Linked DNA regions of Homo sapiens: region 2 is linked to region 1. A link is a loop called in an ENCODE intact Hi-C map of the cell type or tissue named here. Cell type or tissue: B cell. All regions are shown on one strand. Links, peaks and the distances in the headings refer to the core of each region. The heading gives the core; the rest is flanking DNA.

What was found. Peaks named below come from ENCODE experiments on the same cell type or tissue, not always from the same donor. Only the 100,000 strongest peaks of a DNase experiment are listed, where the experiment ranks them.
Region 2: a loop joins it to region 1, with 4 times the contacts of the local background. A loop is called at or near these places in 1 of 110 quality-filtered maps.

Annotation. Positions count from the first base shown.
Region 1 is chr3:186,254,329-186,257,243 of GRCh38, reverse strand. The region is part of intron 17 of DGKG (diacylglycerol kinase gamma); the gene reads left to right. Among named protein-coding and RNA genes, the nearest start is that of DGKG, 110 kb to the left of the region's middle. RefSeq lists a silencer at 1,008-1,087 and enhancers at 1,668-1,717, 1,748-2,037, 2,138-2,197. In B cell, for the core only: a CTCF peak has its summit at 1,448; DNase peaks (open chromatin) are centred at 1,333, 1,823 and 2,303; H3K4me3 peaks cover 1,927 bases; H3K27ac peaks cover 2,453 bases.
Region 2 is chr3:186,340,688-186,343,602 of GRCh38, reverse strand. The region is part of intron 1 of DGKG (diacylglycerol kinase gamma); the gene reads left to right. Among named protein-coding and RNA genes, the nearest start is that of DGKG, 20 kb to the left of the region's middle. In B cell, for the core only: no CTCF peak of the experiment used is centred there; a DNase peak (open chromatin) is centred at 1,222; H3K27ac peaks cover 557 bases.

The DNA of each region.
Region 1 (2,915 bases), core at 310-2,809:
GGATGGAAGCAGAGTCAAGATCTAACCCTACAGAACCCAGACAAACACTGCAAAGTGTAATATAAGGACAAGAAAGCGGCCGGGGGAGCACTGGGGAGGACAGTCATCAAAGTCAGAGACTGGGCCCTGAGCGATGAGCCCTGGGCTTTCCATTCTTCATCCCAAAAATGCTGCCTGTGCTCCATGATGTGTCAAGCTCTCCCCAAGGCACTGGAGATACAGCAGGGAATGAACGGACAAAAATTCCACTTTCATGGAGCACACCATGTAGAGGAAAGAGACAGGCAATGAACAATTAAATAAGTGAGACATAGTATGTCAGGAAGTGTTTAAAGTACAGCAGGGAAGGGGCACAGGGAGCTCAAGGCTGCAATCTAACACCTGACAGAGAAGACAACATTGGCATGGAGATCTGGAGGAGGGGTGAGTCAAGTGGATACCTGAGGAAGGGCAGTCCAGGCAGAAGGAACAGCAAAGACGAAGGCCCTGCAGTGGGAGCAGGCCAGGCTGCTGGAGGCAGGCCAGCATGGTCAAAGCAGAGTGGATTCGAGAAAAGCTACAGCGGATGAAGCAGAGGTGACGAGGGGCCAGGTGACTAGGACATATAGGGCATTCTATGGAATATGGCTTTTATACTGGGAGGGTCCCATGACATTGGATGGTTTTGAGCAAAGGAGGAACATGACAGATTAAGAGAAGAGGGCAGAAGCGGGGAGATCAGTTCGGAGGCCACTGCAGCAGTCCAAGTGAGAGATGTCCAGGGCTTGGACCACAGGAGAAACAGAGTGGTGGTGAGAAGTGGCCAGCTTCTGGATATCTTTAGAAGGTGAAGGCAATACGATTTGCTGACAGACTGTATGTGGGAGATGAGAGGACGAGGGAAGTCAAGGACAAGCCAGGACTAGACCGTGACCAGGGCAGAGAAAGCCGTGCCTCCGGGGGCTGTAAGTAGACCACCTAGCTGGGCGAGAAGGCTGCAGGACCGTACACCTGCCGCCCGCCACTCCCCCGGGCGCTTTGGTTGCCATGGACACAGCCCTGCCAAGCAGCCACCCACGCTCTCCTGTCACCTTGGGCTCTGGAGTTGTTTGTGGGAGGAGGGAGGAGTCCTCCGGGAGCCAAGGAAGGAAAAGCTGATCTGCAGAGGGTGGATGGCTGCGGTACCGGACTACTCACACGGCTCCCTCTCCACCATGAGGGAGAAGTAGGCTTTGGCGGAGAGCTTTATGCAGTTCATCCGCAGAGGACACAGGTGATAGAAGCTGCTCAAAACAGAAAGAAGGAAGATCACAGAAGGAGGAAGAAACATTAGTTTTTTTCACAGGTTAGTGACCCAAAGAGAAAAAAGCAGAAGCAAAAGGGATAACTGCGTAAGATATTCATCCGTTCACTCTCATTTCAGCACTTGTTCAGTGCTCTGCAGCGCCCCCCCATGGTCCCCTCTCTGATCTGTTCTCTCCCTACACCCATAGCGATCTTTCCTGCATGTCACTGGGTGCATGGTGTGCATAAAGCACACCAGTGGCTTCCATTATTCTTGGGATAAAGACAAAACCCTTGAAGTAATCTACAGGGCCCTGGGTGGTCCAGCTGCTGCGCACCCTTCCAGCCTTATTTCTACCTCCATCCCTCTCCATCTGGACTCAGGTCCCGGCCCATCTCTCAGACCCCTGGGCGTTCCAGTCTCCCTTGCACCTCAGGGCCTTCACACAAGTTGGCCACCCTGTCTGCAGTGCTGCCCCAGCCTTCACTCAGTCAGCTTCCACTCCAGATCTCAGCTGACATGTGGCTTACTCAGGGGAGCCTCCCCTGACACACCCACCAGCCTCAGTCACCTTCTTATACGACAGTGCTCCTCTGTTTGTTTTCCAACGTGAATGTGAAATGATGCATTATCTCCATGGATTCCTCATTATTATCTGTCTGTCCCACTGGACAGTCGGTAAGCACCATGAGAACCCAAGCCACGGCTTTTTTGCCCACTCTCAGAGCCGGAGCACCTAACACTGCATCTGCATATAGCAGGCTTCAGTCGATATGTATGAAGATGCTGTGAGAATGAGACCCAGTCCCCCTCGGGGAGGTTACAATACATTCAGGGAACAAACAAGGAGATAATTACAAGAGAGTACAAAGAGATCATTTCTGGTGCTAAGGAAATATTCTGACGAGGCACCAGGTCCAGGCTGGGGCAACTAGGGAGGGTCTCCCAAAGGCAGCTTCTGAGCTGAGCCACAGAGAGCTTTGTGCTTTAAGGAAGTGAAAACACTTGAGAACGGTTGACATGTTGCGTGGGAGGCAGGATGTGCAGAAGGATGAGGCTAGGGAGAAAGGCAGAGCCTGCTTCCTGGGCCTACTGTGGTAGGCTATGGGGCCATGAGGAGCCACACAGCCCCATCCCAGAAGTGAAAGCAGTGAGCCAGTGCGAGGGACTGTGGTTCATGGACTTCCCTTCTTGGTGAAAGTGTGGGTGACACACTAGGAGGGTGGAACTGGAGGCGGAGAGAGCCGAGAGGAGGCTGTTGCAGCGATACCAGTGGGAAGGAATCATACCTGCACTCAGGCATCACCATGGGGATAGAGAGAAGAGATTGCTTGGAGATCTAGTAAGGAGACAACACATAGAATGTGATATGTGAATGGATGTGTGAGGGAAAAGGAAAAACCTAGGGCGGCATACAGCTTTCTAGCCTAAACACCATAACAACAGTTGACCTGCCGAGGTGGGGACACAGAAGAAGGGGCAGACACAGGAAACAAGAGCCTTCTAGGCAAAGGGAGCAGGCTGTGCAAAGGCAGGGAGGCAGTGCTCTGAACACATGTTCTGAGGACAACGAGAGGGGCCATTGCATTGTTTTGCTCTCTATCTCAAGCCTTCCAGTGGCCATCTCAGTCCTGGGTCTTGCCTGCGCTCA
Region 2 (2,915 bases), core at 155-2,654, 87 kb before region 1:
GATAATAAAAATAAGATAGTCCAGGTGCAGTGGCTCACACATAATCCCAGCACTTTGGGAGGCAGGCAGATTGCTTGAGGTCAGGAAATTGAGACCAGCCTGGGCAACATGGTGAAATCCCGTCTCTACCAAAAATACAAAAAAATTAGCAAGGCATGGTGGTGCGCATCTGTGGTCCTGGCTACTCAGGAGGCTGAGGTGGGAGGATCACTTCACCCCGTGAGGCAGAAGTTGCAGTGAGCCAAGACTGCGCTACTGCACTCCAGCCTGGATGACAGAGTGAGACTTTGTCTCCAAAAAAAAAGAAAAGAAAGAAAGAAGATTAGATTTGCTTGTTTCTGGTCCTCTGGCTTCTTGTTGTTGTTTTTCTCCAAAATTCTTCAAAGATCAACGAAAGTGGTTCAGTAGCCTCCATGGAGGTTCTGGTAATCCTCGTTCACAAGCGATAGACTAAGCTGTTCTTTGCTCTTATGGGTCTAAAATGAACTGGCCCAGTTCCCAGAATTCCTCCAACTTTTTTTGGCCCATAGTGGGGTTTTTTGTTGTTATTGTCATTTAGTATTTCAGATCACTTTCAGCTATTTTTTTCACATTATAATTTTTCCGTTTAAGTTTGTGCCATCTTCCTATATGTTCCTTGGTTGTGTGCCTTTCTTTTCCTTTTTTTCTAAGTGTCTTTTTCAGATGGGAATCTGTGGGTGAGCCTGCAGGCACATTTTTTAAAAGGACCATTTCTTTTCCCTTTTTATTGGAATGATTTTTGAACGCTTCCCCATTTTGGAAAACTTCAGGCTGCCTCTATTCCAGAATCTCATCTAATCATAACTATCTTCTTTTTAACTTTTTAGACTGCCTAAATCTAGACTTCTTGGCTACTTATTACAGCCAGCCTTCTCCTCATTGACAATCATGTCTTCTGAGCTGGAGTGGCTTGTTTCTCCTAATATGTCTCTTCTGCTTGCTTCACCAAGCAGGGTCTTTCTGTTGGTCAGAATGAGGGACCGAGAGAAAAAAAACAGAAATAAAACAAAACAAAAAATCAAATAAAAAAATAAAGAATGAGAGACAGAGGAGTGTATCTAGTTAAGCTTCTTTATTCCATGTCAACAAGGGAAATGAAGAGACTTGTCTGATGCGCTATTTTTAGCTGAAAAGGGCGTTTTGCAAGTGTTCAGTCAGCACAAGACCACTTTCACTGCTGTAACTTCCCTTATGACAGAATAACAGTGGCTAAGAATCCACCCTCCATTTCTTCCTGTGGCCAAGCGGCCTGTAGAAAATGCTCATAATGAACTCACATGTGTTCTTTACCATATTCTGCTCACTCATGATATCTCTAGGTGCTCTATCCTTAGGGTCGTGAATTTCCGTAACAAATCAATCTCTTGCTGTCTAGACTATTCAGCCCATTAATGTAGTTTCTAGTATTTTTTTTTATTATACTTTAAGTTTTAGGGTACATGTGCACATTGTGCAGGTTAGTTACATACGTATACATGTGCCATGCTGGTGCACTGCACCCACTAACTCGTCATCTAGCATTAGGTATATCTCCCAGTGCTATCCCTCCTCACTCCTCCCACCCCACAACAGTCCCCAGAGTGTGATATTACCCTTCCTGTGTCCATGTGTCCTCATTGTTCAATTCCCACCTATGAGTGAGAATATGGGGTGTTTGGTTTTTTGTTCTTGCGATAGTTTACTGAGAATGATGTTTTCCAATTTCATCCATGTCCCTACAAAGGACATGAACTCATCATTTTTTATGGCTGCATAGTATTCCATGGTGTATATGTGCCACATTTTCTTAATCCAGTCTATCATTGTTGGACATTTGGGTTGGTTCCAAGTCTTTGCTATTGTGAATAATGCTGCAGTAAACATACGTGTGCATGTGTCTTTATATCAAACAAATTTACAAGAAAAAAACAAACAACCCCATCAAAAAGTGGGCGAAGGACATGAACAGACACTTCTCTAGTATTCTTTATAATTATGTATACATATGTGTACGTGTCACCAGGTACCTTCCCTCTCTTGTCTTTGTTTTACCAGCAGTTCCTGGATAGATTCATGGTATCATGGTATCATCCCAACTCTTTTATATTTTATTTTATTTCTGAGTTGGTGGTTTCACTATATTGCCCAGGTTGGTCTTGAACTTCTTGGCTCAAGCCATCTTCCTTCCTCAGCCTCCCAAGTAGCTAGGACTACAGTTGTGTACCACTGCATCTGGCTCTATCCCAGCTCTTTGATCCTCTTACTCATCACCCTGTACTAAATACATGTCCCCCATGCTTAGTAGATGCAAGTCCTTCATGACCAGACATGAACTTACCCTTCCAGCATATGATAAATCATGGTCCAGAAATCTACAGCCACTTAGTGATATCTGCTTCTTTGTTATCCCAGAATCCCAATGATCAGCAGAAAGAACAATGACAACATTATCCCTATTCCCAAGTCCTTCACAGTCTCGCCCCTCAAACTAGTGGGAGATCCAGTTAGCCTAGGAGATAAAGTACCTTGAATACTTGGAAAAGGCACTGAACACAAACTGATAGTTTAGTTCTTGACCTGGAAAATAATTGAAGCTTGTGGTTTTCGGTAGTCTCATGTGCAGAACAGACTAAAATGAGTGAGAAGATAGTTATGAGACCAGAGACCTGCTAGGGCCATTAAGAAGCCCCTACCCAGAAACTGGAGGTGCTGTTACAAGGAATTTAATGGAGAGAAAGGGGCAGAGCTGAAAGATAAAAGACAAAACTTGGCGAATTGATGTCTGATTTGGTATTGAGATTTCAGAGAGGGGAAGGAGACTAAAGGTAAATAAAGCCAATGTATCAAGCCCAGGAAATGTGGAGAATGACTTCTTCATTGAAAAAGTTAGTTGTTTAGTTTTGGAGATAGACGTG